2 separate regions of the Mus musculus genome follow, and region 2 is linked to region 1. The links are chromatin loops, found by intact Hi-C in ENCODE. Cell type or tissue: left cerebral cortex. All regions are shown on one strand. Each heading gives the region's core, and the rest is flanking DNA. Links, peaks and the distances in the headings are about the cores only.

Region 1 (6,498 bases), core at 1,596-4,095:
CCTTGTCCTGGCCTCTCCCAGTTGAGCCCAATAGTGAGGGCCCTCAGTGATCTCCTCACACAGGAGACCTGAGGATCACAGATCATTGGCCCCACGAGGGGTTCTCACAGGTGGCTAACCGCCATGCCTCAGCATGAAGAGGTTGCACTCAAGGTCAGCACTGAGTTGAGTCTGGGAAGTTTGGGTTCTCCACAAGCTAGCTGCCAGGAGCAGCTAAAGCTCTCGTCGGGACCACCATGAGACATCACTTGGTACCCAGAGCTTTGAGATGTCTGGTACCCTATGTCAATGTTCAGCTGCTCCTGCTGGCTGCCTTCGTGGGCTCATTCCCTTCCCCGCCCCTCGAATGTGCCTGTTCCCCTCCATCTGCTCTTCCGGGCAAGCTCCCCCACTCTGGAGGCGCTGGCTGTGCGTACACATCCAGCTCCCTCCTGCCCAGAGCCCAGAACCCTGGGCCCATCTGCCTCTCAGGCCAGTCTACCCAGGAGACCCACGGGCACTCCAGCTTTGGCATGGCCAACCCACCCCCGTTCCCGTACTCCTTGCCTCGGAGGATGGTATCACCACCACCACCCCAGCTCATGAGCTAGAATTAGGAGTCATCCGCCGCCCAGTCATCCTCGACACCTCCCTCTCACCCCCACATGCAATTGGTCATCAACTCTGTGGATGTCATCTTCAGAAAGGCTCCTTGGCACGCTCTTCTCCTGCCCCCATGGGCAACATCAGAAGGCAGGACCTAAGAACTTTCTGGCTCCAACAGCTGCTCCTCTGGGAGGCTTTCCTGCCTCCTTGCTCCCCCTCCCCCCACCTCCACTCTGCCATGGTCAGAAGGACCTTTCTGAAACCTGGGTGTGCCCACGCTCCTGCTCACCTAATGGCTCCCTGATTCTCTCAGATAATGGCTGACATCTCCAGGCAGCCAATGGCATGCCTATCCTGCCCGCACCTTAGTATCCTTCCATGTGTCCCCGGTGACCACCGAATCTCTTCCTTTCCACAGCACATGCTGACTGACTGACCTGATACTTTCTTCCTCTTCATCCAGCAATTATTGTCTGCCTTCTCTGATCCAAATCTTCCATTCTCTCCCTGGCCCACCTCCTCTGAGAAGTCTCCCTTCCTTGTTCCTTCATCAGTACATGGTAACCCCTAGGCCCTCCCCAGTTTCCATGGTACTTTGCTTGTCTCTCAGGAATCCATCTGCTTTCACTTTCTGACTCCTCCCCTAGACTTCCAGCTTCTCAAGGGCAGTGAGCTGGCCCTGTCCATCACTGCTCGCCCAGCCTGAGTGTGTGGTGTTGGCTCACGTGAACATAAACACACACTGAATCAAAATGAACAGGAATGGTGGCTCTCTCTGTCCCCAAGACCCTAACCTAGGATGCCTGGGCCACCTCCCCCAGGAGACTTCCACTGTCTGCATCCCCTTACACCACACTGTGTTTCTATTCTACCTGCTACCCTCAGCTCAGTGGGGGCCCAGAGCAGCCTGGGTGCCATGAAGGAGTGGCCTCCGTCTTGTGGGGATGCTGGGTTCTATGGGGAGTGGGCCCTGCAGGCCACGGCCCTGGGCCTTGGTCCTCCACCTCGGTGGTGAGCAGCCTCTAGGATTTTAATGCAGGCCTCAGTGCTTCAGTGAAAGCTGCATGGGGAGCTGCTAATAATGGCACTAAAATAAAATATGCTACATCTGTTATGGGTAGCAGAACAAAATTAGCTGCTCACACCTCTGACATCCAAGATGTCTTAACTTAAAATACTCCTTGGCTTACTTTACATCATTTACTGATTATATTTAAAAGAAATACAATTTTGCAATTACTGTTCTTTCCAGTGTGGTATCTATGCATCGTTTTCCTTTTATGTTTATATATTTCTCCTTCATTAGTGCAGTCTGAAGGGTGATTAGGATTCTTCAAACATTTTACAGAGGTTAAACGTTGATTAAGATTTAATTATTACTGTAAATAGCTTGGAATGACATATGGTGCAAAAGCCTGACATATGTGCATTTGAATAAATGAAGTGCTATTTCCCAGGATGCCTCGGTAGCTGTTTAACAGCTTTCCCGAAGGGTTATGTTACACCTCATGGTAAGATTGCTGGGATGTTATATTTTGTTGGTTTTTGCAGCTGAAAGCTAAGAACAGTTTTCCAGTTTTTTAAAAACATTGAATATTTTAAATACCTAAATTGTTTTGCACAAATTTTTGCTAATTTGTCTAACTAGGTTAAACATTTTCAAAAGCATTTAGATTTTTAAGCGTGGGCGCTGTGCATTGTGTCAGTGGCAGCATGGGGACGAGGGGAGCCGTGGGGTGGCGGGGACTCAGGGGAGAGGGCTGGGGCAGGAGAAGGCAGTTTTAGGAGAGGGGTCCTGGGTCCTGAGCGTAGCTCTTTTCTCTTTGGCTGGCTCAAGTAGCCAGAGTGTTAGGGTATCGAGGAGGGCTTTTCCAGGATCTCTTCTGTGCCCACCAGCTCTAACCCTTACCCAACTCCCCCTTGCCTGACCTTGACCTACATATCCTGGTTTGACTGAGCTCCCTGAAGTTTCCCTAGTCTATGCCACACTCTGGCCACAAACTAAGACTTCCGTGGGTTCATATATAGCGTGTACCTAGGATCAGGTTCAGCTGAGCTGCAGCACAAAGGCCTGGTAGTTCTGGGATCTTGCCTGGGGCACATGACAAGCTAGTGGGTGGGGTCCCTCCCTAAGAGTGTCCCCCTCTCATTGGCCCAATCGGAGCCAAAGGCCAACATCTGGGTTGTGTGGTTTAGGGAAGGATCTATTTTCTAGGTGCTTGCTACCCATTTTCTTTCTACCCATTAATTCAACCACAGAGTCTCTAGCGCTGTTCTAGGCCACAAGGACTCAGAATGAACAAGATCTACAGGTCTCCTGGTTGGGAGAGGGGCGCTTGTGATCTGACATGAAAAGGTAGAGGGTGTGTGAGCAGCCAGTCCCCCAACACTGTGATATCACTTGGTTATAAGAAATGCAGGGGTCTTGGGCCAGAAAGGTTGTCCTACTCAGCCTAGGTAAGCTTTGGTCTATAGCTTGGCCTATAAAGCTGACGAAAGACAGAAAAATACGGTGGGGGTGGGAATGAGGGTAGGAGGATGCCTCTAACAGACAGAACAGCCCAGGCAGACCAGAGATGAGACAGGGAACAGTCAGGTTTGTATGATGAACCCAAAGAAGTACATATGTCCTGTGTCTTCAAGATAATAGGGAGTGTAGCAGTGGGAACTGAGGGCATGGGTGCAGGCTGCTGAACCATTTTTTTTTTATAGTGAGGGTGGGGGGTGACCAGACCTGAGATTCAGAAGACAGTGGGATGAAGTGGATAACCAAGGGATAGGAAGGGAAGGGATGGGGAGGGGAGGGGAGGAAGAGAAGAGGGACCAGGGTCTTTGGTCATTCAGCCATTAGATAAAGGTGTTATTGCCCACAACGTGGAGCTGGGCTGGGGCATAGGCTCAGTTCTGTTTCAGAATGCTTGAGTTTATGTACCCATGAAGTATCTATCATCTTTGACTAGCCAGCAGTCAGCTGTTGGCCTAAGGCTCAGGGGAGAACCACAGCTGGACACATCAGAGACATGACAGGCACCAGGAGTCCAACCAGACCAAGCCTCAAGTACTCCAAGAAGCAGCCAGTAGGTGGTGTGAAATGAGGGTAACTGACCTTGGAAAGAGAGGTTTTGTAAAGCCAGATTTGCTGTGGGCTGAAGCCAGTGGGAGGTGGACAGGTGGATTTGACCAGAATGGACAATTTAAAGAAGCATAGTTGCTGGGGAGAAGCAATACCGGGCCATAGGCAAGCCCGACAAGGTAAGAAGGAGTTTCCTCAGATGCAAGGTTCTTGTGGCATGTGTAGGACTCCATGGACAGCAAAGTTGGGAGAGAAGAAGGAGAGGACAGAGGCAGAGGAAGGAGGAGAGAGGTGGGTGTCTGCCTTCCAAGGGGAAGGGACGGACACTGAAGGAGGCAGGAGGGAGGGGCAGGGTGTGGCAGGCTATGGGTTTGATCTGAGAGCAGTTCCCCACTAGTGCCACTGAAGTAAGAAGGCCCAGCAGCTCAGGAGTGGGAAGCCAAGCTGAGCGACTGAAGTGACCCCAAAGACTGAATGTGGCCTCTGTAGAGGACAAGAGATGAACTTGACCAGGCAGTGTCTGGAGGAAGCTCTTGCCACCTGCTCCAAGGACTGGGAGGATCTTTGGGAGGTAGTCAAGTGGAAGGGTAGGTGTGTGGGCAGGGACCCCTAAAGCTGGGCTACCAATCAGAGCTAGAAGGACCCTTGAGGCTGGGAAAGAGCTGAAGTAATGGTCCCTGAGACCTGAGTTGGTGTGTGTGTGTGTGTGTGTGTGTGTGTGTGTGTGTGTGTGTGTGTGTGACAGAGTATCTGAGACCTGCAGTATTATTGGTCCAGGAGAGCAGAGAATGGGGTACTGCCAGGGAAAAGGCTTAAGGAGGACTAGACAATGGGTCCTCAAATGTGCCTGCAGTAAGAGGAACTAGGGTATTTCCAATGAGGGAAACCCAGAATGTAGACAAGAAAGAGGCTAATCGTGAGCTGATAGAAGAGAAAGCACGCATATCTCTTGCTAGGACATAGAGGTACCGGCTAGGGGACATGCAGAGGAAAAGAACTGTAGGTACCAGGTCAGGCCTTAGAGCCACTGCCCTGGCACTCCCCAGCTCTGCACTCTTCTCTTTCTCTCCTCAGATTGAAACCTCCCAATTGGAGCCTGAGATAGCCCGGGCTACCAGCAGCCGGACAGTGGTGTACAATAAGGGGCTGTGAGTGAAGACCAGCCGGCCTGGGCACACAGCACTATCCAGGCCGGGCGTTCGGGGTGGGGAGAGAAGTCTCTTGAGCTGTCTCTGCAAGGAGGGGCTGCCTGGAAAGCAGCCAACCTCCGTCAGTAGGGAGACTAACCATTCACATTTTAACATAGGGGAGAGGAATTCTGACACATTTCCTACACAAAAAGAATCAAGTGCATCTCTGGGCCTTACATGGGGTCAGCTAAACTCCACTCAGCACAATTTCGTGTGAGCTAAAGAACTGTAGAGTGCTTCTGGGGTAGAAGTAGTATCCTTTTATATGTTCTTTTTTTTTTTTTTTTCGGTTTGTTTTAATTTTTTTTTTATTAGAAGCAAGTCTGAGCCTTGGTTGCAGCTGACCAAAAGTAGCAGGACAGGTGGCGGGAGCCAGAGGAGCATGGGAACTGGTTTGCATTGATGGGAGGGGAGTATAATGGTTAGGCCTGGTGGGCCCCTCGGGTTAGAGAAGGGAAGGGAAGGGAGGTGGTCTGCACCCCACAGGATGAACCAAGGTTTTTGGGAATTGGCTTTCTCTATCAAAGAGCACTAGAGACCCCTTGGAAGATTCCGGGAACACCAGGCTCTGAATGTACCCAGCTCCTACCCACCCCACAGCTGAGGGAAAGTCAGATGACCCCAGGCACGGGTCATCTTTCATGGAGCTCTTATTGATTCCAGGTCCCTGAGAGTAGCCCAGCTCTAGTCAGGGATCCCCAAGAAGCAACACTGTTCTGTGGGAACAAGGAGAGAGGATCCTGCCTGGGCTTTGCAGGAGGGTTCTTTTCCACAAGTAGCTAGAGTTTCCTACGGGGACAAAGGTGGGCTGAGCCCACTGTGGTCCAGTCTGCAGCCACTGAAGCTGTCACAACCCACACCTTTCTGCAATAGAGGAGTCTCCTGCCTGAGGGTGCAAGGCCGGATCCTGAGGGTGCAACTGCCTGAGAGGTCGCCTCAGCAATGGACAAGCCACCCACATCTCCGAGCTTCCATTCCCTGCCTGGAAGCGAAGGACTGAACTTGGGTTCCCCACAAGCCTGGGGCTCCTCTCTACCTGCTTCACTCAGATGTGCACATTCCAGGCATCTCAAAGGTGGATTCTGGACTGGAAAGTGCATCAGGCCATTCTGGAAATGGCCAGCACTTAGCCTACAAAAGCACCTTGTCCTTCTGTGTGGACTCCCCTACATCCTAAAAAACCTTGACTTGTGCCAAACCCTTCCTGGCTGTGGAGGAGGCAGTATGGATGCCTGAGCTGAGCTTAGGGGTCACACGGCATGCCCTTCCTCACTGCTGCAGACTTGGGGCCTCTTGCTGCTGGCTCCATCTCGTCACGTGTAGGCCACAGAGGAAGAGATAGCTCTACCTAAGGAGGCAGGGTCTGGGTGAGCTGAACAGGGTGACTCCTGGTCCAAAGGACCCACAGAGAGGAGATACACTGATCTCTACACAGCCCTCATCTGTCCACCCTAGGATGGGAACCCTGGCTCATGACCCTGGAATCTGACACAGGAGGGGTCAGGCTGAAGATCAACATGTATGGTTGCAGAAAAAGGCTGGCGCGAGGCAGCAAGGACAAGGTCACAGGTTCCCTGCCAGCATCTTAAGGCAGGTGTAGCTGTAGCAAGATGGGCTGAGCATGGGTATTGGGCTCCAGGCCTTGGCTGG
Region 2 (6,498 bases), core at 2,245-4,744, 62 kb before region 1:
TGACCTCTGTAATTATGTCATTTAAAACATATTGTGCCTGGGCTTTTTGTGGTGGTGGTGGCATAACTGTTATCAGTTATGTGTGGGATCATCTGCATAGTATAGAAAATTCAGAGTAATCGTGGCTTAGACAATGGTATTTCTCTTGAATGTCAAAGAAGCTTGGATGTGGTCAGAGCTGCCCAAGGCCATCAGGAACCCGGCATTCTGCTGTCACCATTCATTCTGCTATCACTGTTCATTCTGCTGTCACCGTTCATTGTCAGTGATTGTTTCTATTGTCCATGTCACCTCGAAGCTCACATGATAGCTGCTGGAACGATCATATCATATGCACATTTCAGAGAGGAGAAAGAGGGAAGAATGAAATATCTCCCAATGGAGTCATCTATTTCCGCGGATCTTCTTGGGAGTCCCATATAACAGTGGCATTTCATGGGGAATTAAGCTATTATATAGTTGACTCTCAATCATACAGATTTTTATGAATGAGAAAGAAGGGTAGAATAGTTAATAGGTAGGCATATCAGGGTCTACCAGAGTCATTTTTATGTTTGCGCATGTGTCTCAGTGTGTGTGCATATGAGTGTGTATGTGTAGGTCAGAAGACAACCTCAAGTGTTGTTCTTGGGTGTAATTCCTCTCGTTTTTTGACATGGGGCCCCCACTGGCTGGGCACTCACCAAGCAGGCTAGGCTGGCTAGTGAGCTCCAAGAATCCTCTTGTTTCCAATCCCCCTGTGCTGAGACAAGCATGTGTCTTTTTTAAAAGTGGGTTCTGGTGGGCTTGAACCCAGGCCCTCATGCTTATAAGGCAAGCACCGCACTGACTGAGCCATCTCTTCAGCTCTGACATAATAATTTTATAAACGTTTACGTTGATAGATCATTTGGCAATATTATCAAACCAGAGACCTGGGCATCTGAGCTGGCCACTCACAGGTGGATACAGGCTCAGGACCCACTGAGTGCCTAGATAGATTGTTAGCCAAGTCAGTGACTGCTCTCCCGGAACAAATCAACAAAACAAAGGTCCCGATTTATAAGTTAACAAGTCAGCCTCGCTCTGTTTCGTTGTGGTGATTTTGTATGTTTTGAGACAGGGTTTAACCGCAGAGTGCTACTGAGGTGCCCCGCTCACACCCCAGACAAACCCAGTGTTTCAGGAAACTGTGGCCCTGTCGGTGTCCAGGCTTTGGATGCTGATCTCCTTTGCTGTGAGCTGGGCACTGTGAAAGCAGATGTGTTGAGTGGCCTCAGAGCCCGTGACCAAGGGTCTCTGAGTTAGCACACAGTGTGGAGACGGCACACCTCAGAGCAGCAGCGTGGTCTCCCCACGGAAGCAGAACAGGCAGCATGCTGAGACATGATTTCCCAGTAGACAGCTCAGCAGCTGACCTGCTTCTGAGTCCCAGAGAGCCGTGTCCCAAGATTCAGAGCAGTGGGTCAGAGGTGAGTCTCCACTTGAGCCTGAGGATATGGCAAAACCAAAGCCATCCATCCCTGTGCTCAGACATGGCAAGCAACGCGACAGTTTACAGGTCCCACCCTTGACTCCGGCCACCACCAGATTAAAACCTCACCTTATATGGAAGGAGCATGACTGTTCCCCAGCATTTGCAGCCTGGCTCCCTTCAGCCACAGGAGCTCCTCTAAGGTCCTGCTGTTGCCTGACAAACATCCCTGAACATTCCTTTGTTACTGGTCCTAAAGGGGCTGGAAGGTTCCAGTCCACACCTTCATGAAGCCCCTGGTCAGAGTGAGTAAGAAATATACTCGAGTAGAAGCCACTGAAAACGCTTACCGAAATAGAAACGAGGGTGCCAGCGAATGTGCTAGGAACTGGGCCCCTGAGTGATGAAGGGAAGGGGCGAGGAAGGCTGGCAGGTGCCTCAGCTGAGAAGTTTGTAGATTGTCACATCCAAGCAGCCTCCTGCCTACACGAGCATCCCTGCTCGACCCCATGCCCTCCTGCTTACCCTGAGCGTAACCTCACTCTTACCCCAGGGCTCGGAGGGACGAGCTGGTTCTCTCACAGGCACGGGTGCCAGTTTAGTCAGCAGATTTCACAGATCCACTGGCACCCGTGTCGGGGCTTATTTTAAGCTTAACATTTAAAGATGGGAACTTTCCCCCACTTTCGTGTGTGGCAAAAAGATCCCAATTTGTACAGAAGCGCGGATGCTAAGCCAGGGTGTCCAGGCCACTTCTGCGGCTGCTGTGGCCCAGTCTCCATCCTTTCAGGGTCCTCTAAGAAGCCCCCACCATGGGGGTGCTTCCTCCAGTCAATTCCTCTTTCCTCAGCTTCCCACTGTCATGTGGCACACTGTCCTTCCCATGAGCCCATAGTAGAAGGGGCAGGACTTTCTACCCTGGGGTCTGTTCAACTCTTCCTCCTGTGCCCTGCCAGCCTCACGTGCCAGGAGCTCAGCGCCTCGTGGTCTGTGCTTCCTGGGTTCATTTGTATCTCCCTTCTCATCTCTGCACTTCCGTCCAGTCTGGAGGTTTCAAATCTCAGAAGGATGAAGGACGCAGACCATGAGCCCCAAGTCAGTGGGTCTGATGCCCTGTTTATTTGTTTGTTTGTTTGAAAAAAGCCTGGTCTAAGCTCACTAAGTAACTGAGGACCTGTGAACTTCTGATTCTGCTGCTCCATCTCCCAAGTGCTTGGATTTCCGGTGTGCATTGACACACAGGGTTCATGCAATGCTGCACATGGAACCCAGAGCTTTGTGCGTGCCACACAAGCACTATAGCAACTAAGCTACCTTCCTGGCCACAGAGTCTAACTTTCTTGTGACAGTATAGGCTTGGCTTACATACACAGTCTCAGCTTTCTCTTATTGCTCTGGATGCCCCCATGAGTATAGAAACCCCAAGACTCAGAAGGTATTCTTGAGGTCACCGAATCGCTACTGTAATGGAGAGGTGAGGGTTTACTTTCTATCAGGTTTGAGGGTTTGTCCGTGTCCCAGGGCTTTACAGACATGCTGAGTCCTTCTTAACACAAGCCACTTTCTCCTGTCTCCTAATCCTCATTCCAGCTCATCGCTGCCCACCTCCAGAGCCACAAATAACGATCATTTTGGCCCCATCCATATCATGAGAGAGGTGTCAGTCCAGTTAAAGCCAGACGCCACTAACCAGGGTTAGTCTTGACAAAAGCCACTTCTGGAGACGCCTGCAGCCTTTAAACCCACAGGTCAGGTCATAAGACCTTTGGGGAATCAAATGACCCTTCACAGGGGTCACCTAAGTGCATCAGAAAACAGATATTTACATTACGATTCAGAACAGTAGCACAATTACAGCAGTTAGGAAGTAGCAGTGAAAATAATTTTATGGTTGGGGGTCACTGCAACCCGAGGAAGTGTATGGAAGGGTGCGACATTAGGAAGGCTGAGAGCCACTGCTTTATACAGTAGTGACACCGACACACCAAAGTGTTGCTTTTCAGATCCTTGGCCATATGAATCAGAAGGTGGAGGCAAAGCACAAGGAAAAAAAACCTAGCGAATTGTTGGGTGCCCCAGCTATGGCAGGTCTGTGAGAGGCACCGTTGAGGATGTGGGGTGGCATGGGGGTGGTAAGGAAGGGAAGGTATCAAAAGTCAGGTTCTCCCCTGTGAGGGTTGCTAATGCCCTCTGGCTGTTGAGGGCGGTTCTTGGGAGCCAGACTGTCAACCTGGAGCCAGCTGAGGTGATGTAAGGAGATGGAGAGGGTGATGGGAACCTGCAAAGGAACTGAACCTCGACCTGATTGGAGAGCCCAGTAATGGGGTGGGCGCTGAGGATAGTTATTCCTATCGTTTTCTCCTCAATTGGGATAATTTGGTGGTACCCTGTGGTGAAGCTCAAAAATGTTTCACCCCCCCGCCAATAGGTAGATCTTGTGTGTGGGGGGGGATGGGGGTGGGGGGGACATGCATGTGCTGGTGTGTACTCATGCGTTTGGAGGCCAGAGGTCAACATCAGCTGTCTTCCTTGTTTCACTCTGAGACAGTGTCTCTCCCTGAACCTGGAGCTCACCAGTTGTCTAGACTGGCTGGCCAATGGGCCCCAGACTCCTCCTGTCTCCTCCTCAACGATGGGATGACACACCCAAGCTGATGCATCCAACATTTTTTAGTGCTGGGGTTGGGGGTGTGTGTGTCAAACTCAGGTCCTTATGCTTGCCCCCCCCCTAGATTTGTTTATTCCTATTTCATGTGTTTTTTCCTGCATGCATATGCATGCACTGCCTATAGAAGTCCTAAGATGGCGTCAGATCCCTTATAACTGGAGTTACAGGCAGTTGTGAGCCACCATGTAAGTTCTGGGAACTGAAGGCAGGTCTTCTGAAAGAACAAGTGTGCTTAACCACTGAGACATCTCTCCAGCCCCCTACACACACACACACACACACACACACACACACACATGCATATGTGTGTGTATTTATGTATGTATTATGTATGTATTATGTATGTATATGTTGTGAGCACTATACAAAGTCCTCATCTGAGAGTGCTGTGGGAAGGAGCAAGGCTTAGGGGCTGCCCAGGTGGCTCTGAGGCCAGTTCTTGGTGCCTTGCTTGGCCTGTGCTCTCCTCCACCCCTGACTTCAGCAGCTCAGGTGACACTCTCAGCCAGAAACCTGGGATGTTCAAGGTGTTGTTTTCCCAGGTTAGGGCTTGTTTGGGCTCAGGAGATGGCTCACTGGCTAACAGCCAGTGCTGGCGGCTTGTCCAGGGAACCTGAGTTCAGTTCCCATCACCCACACCGGTCAGCTCACAACTGCCTTGAACTCAATCTCCAGGGGATCCAAAGCCTGTATATCTGGCCTCTGTGGGCACCTGCACTATTGTGCACATACCCACACACATGTACATAAATACAAATGCAAATAAGTCTTAAAAAAATAACTTGTCAGCCTGCCGGTGGTGGTGCATGACTTTAATCCCAGCACTTGGGAGGCAGAAGGCAGGTGGATCTCTCTAAGTTTGAGGCCAGCTTGGTCTATAGTGTTGAGTTCCAAAATAGCTAGGGCTACACAGAGAAACCCTATCTTGAAAAAGCAAACCAAACCAAACCAAATAAAAACAACCAACCAAACAAACAAACAAACAAAAAAACAAAACCCAGAAAAATGTAACTTTCTACAGCAGTTAGGACACCTAAGGAAATGACAAAGGTGTGAGGTCTCCTGTGAACCATCTTCCAGGTAGAAGCTACTGTACAGAATACATTCTCTACTCAGTCCTTAGAGTAGCACAAATAATCCCTCTTGAGCCCCGGAGCCCAGGTGGTGGGGTGCTGAGCAGGGTTGCTTGGGAGCCAAGGGCATGAGTGAAGATGGAGATGCAGGGGGTACTCACCGCAGTACCAGCATCAACATAGCTCTGCACACAATGTCCCTAGAGCCTTTTGTGAAGGCTGCAGCGGTGTCATGGCCCAGACACCAACACTCCTTCATATTCTTAGGGAATCTTACTTAGCTGGGGTCAACCTCTGGAGGAACTTCTGATCCTCATTGTATAGATCTATAGTTTGCTGAGTCTGGCTGACCCCTGCTCCTCCCAGCCCCCAGAGGCTTATACATGCATATGCACACACATGAACACATACACAAACACATGCATGCTCACACAAAGATTTATATTTGTAAGGAAGGTGCAGGCTGTGAGGCTCAAAGAAAGGGCTTGTGTGTGTGTGAGTGTGTGTGTGTGTGTGTGTGTGTGTGTGTGTGTATGTGTGTGTGTACACAGACAAGACTGAGAGAAACCAGACTAGAGGAGGGACGATACCACTACCTGACATCCAGGAACATGTGCCAGACACTGAGCCAGATTCTGTCTGTGCCACTCTGGGAGATGTGGCCCCTAAGAGATGCCAGGGTAGTTCTTTATTTAACAGGTGAAGGCAGGGGGAGGAACTCAAAGAACTTAGCCTGGGTCAGTCTTGGCCCCAGAGTCTGATGATCACTAGGTCCACAGCAGGACACACAAGGGGAAGTACAGAGAGACGTGCAGCAAGGACAGCCACCAGAGGGCTGGAGCTGCAGAGGGGACTCCAGCCACTGCATGAACTATAAATGCAAAGATGGGATGTGTGATTTGGCCAAGGTCCTGCGGTGCGGGAGGGTGGGGGTGGGAAGCAAGCCTGGCTGTTGGCTCCCATTTCCTCCACTTCCATTTCCCTGGTCCCCATGCATTCTGGGCACCTTCCACCATGTGTGGCCGTGCCTGCCGCGCTTCCCTCTTAGAAGAGGTGTGATCCACTGGCATCAGCCGGGTGGACTGGCTCCCTCTCTCCATCTCTTCCTTCCCTTCCCCTGCCATGTTCTGGAAAGGGCAGCAGGAGGGAATGTGGGCAGGTTGCACTAGAGATATACATCTGAGAGCTGAAGGGAACATTTATTTTTAATGTAGACTGAAAAAGAAAAGGAAGTTATAAAACGCCTGCTCCTGCTCCTGCTCCTGGGACTATACAGATGGTGCAGTGCTTTGCCTAATAGGGAA

What was found. Hi-C counts contacts between places; a loop is a spot of excess contacts. Peaks named below come from ENCODE experiments on the same cell type or tissue, not always from the same donor. Only the 100,000 strongest peaks of a DNase experiment are listed, where the experiment ranks them.
Region 2: a loop joins it to region 1, with 8 times the contacts of the local background. A loop is called at or near these places in 3 of 42 quality-filtered maps.

Annotation. Positions count from the first base shown.
Region 1 is chr6:85,213,981-85,220,478 of GRCm38, reverse strand. It overlaps Sfxn5 (sideroflexin 5), which reads left to right. Exons shown (of 14, transcript NM_178639.4): 14 at 4,733-6,498. The coding sequence ends at 4,810. Among named protein-coding and RNA genes, the nearest start is that of Emx1, 29 kb to the right of the region's middle. In left cerebral cortex, for the core only: no CTCF peak of the experiment used is centred there; DNase peaks (open chromatin) are centred at 1,694, 2,016 and 3,090; H3K27ac peaks cover 1,127 bases.
Region 2 is chr6:85,276,581-85,283,078 of GRCm38, reverse strand. All of the region lies in intron 6 of Sfxn5 (sideroflexin 5), which reads left to right. Among named protein-coding and RNA genes, the nearest start is that of Sfxn5, 54 kb to the left of the region's middle. In left cerebral cortex, for the core only: no CTCF peak of the experiment used is centred there; DNase peaks (open chromatin) are centred at 2,503, 2,666 and 3,514; H3K27ac peaks cover 1,729 bases.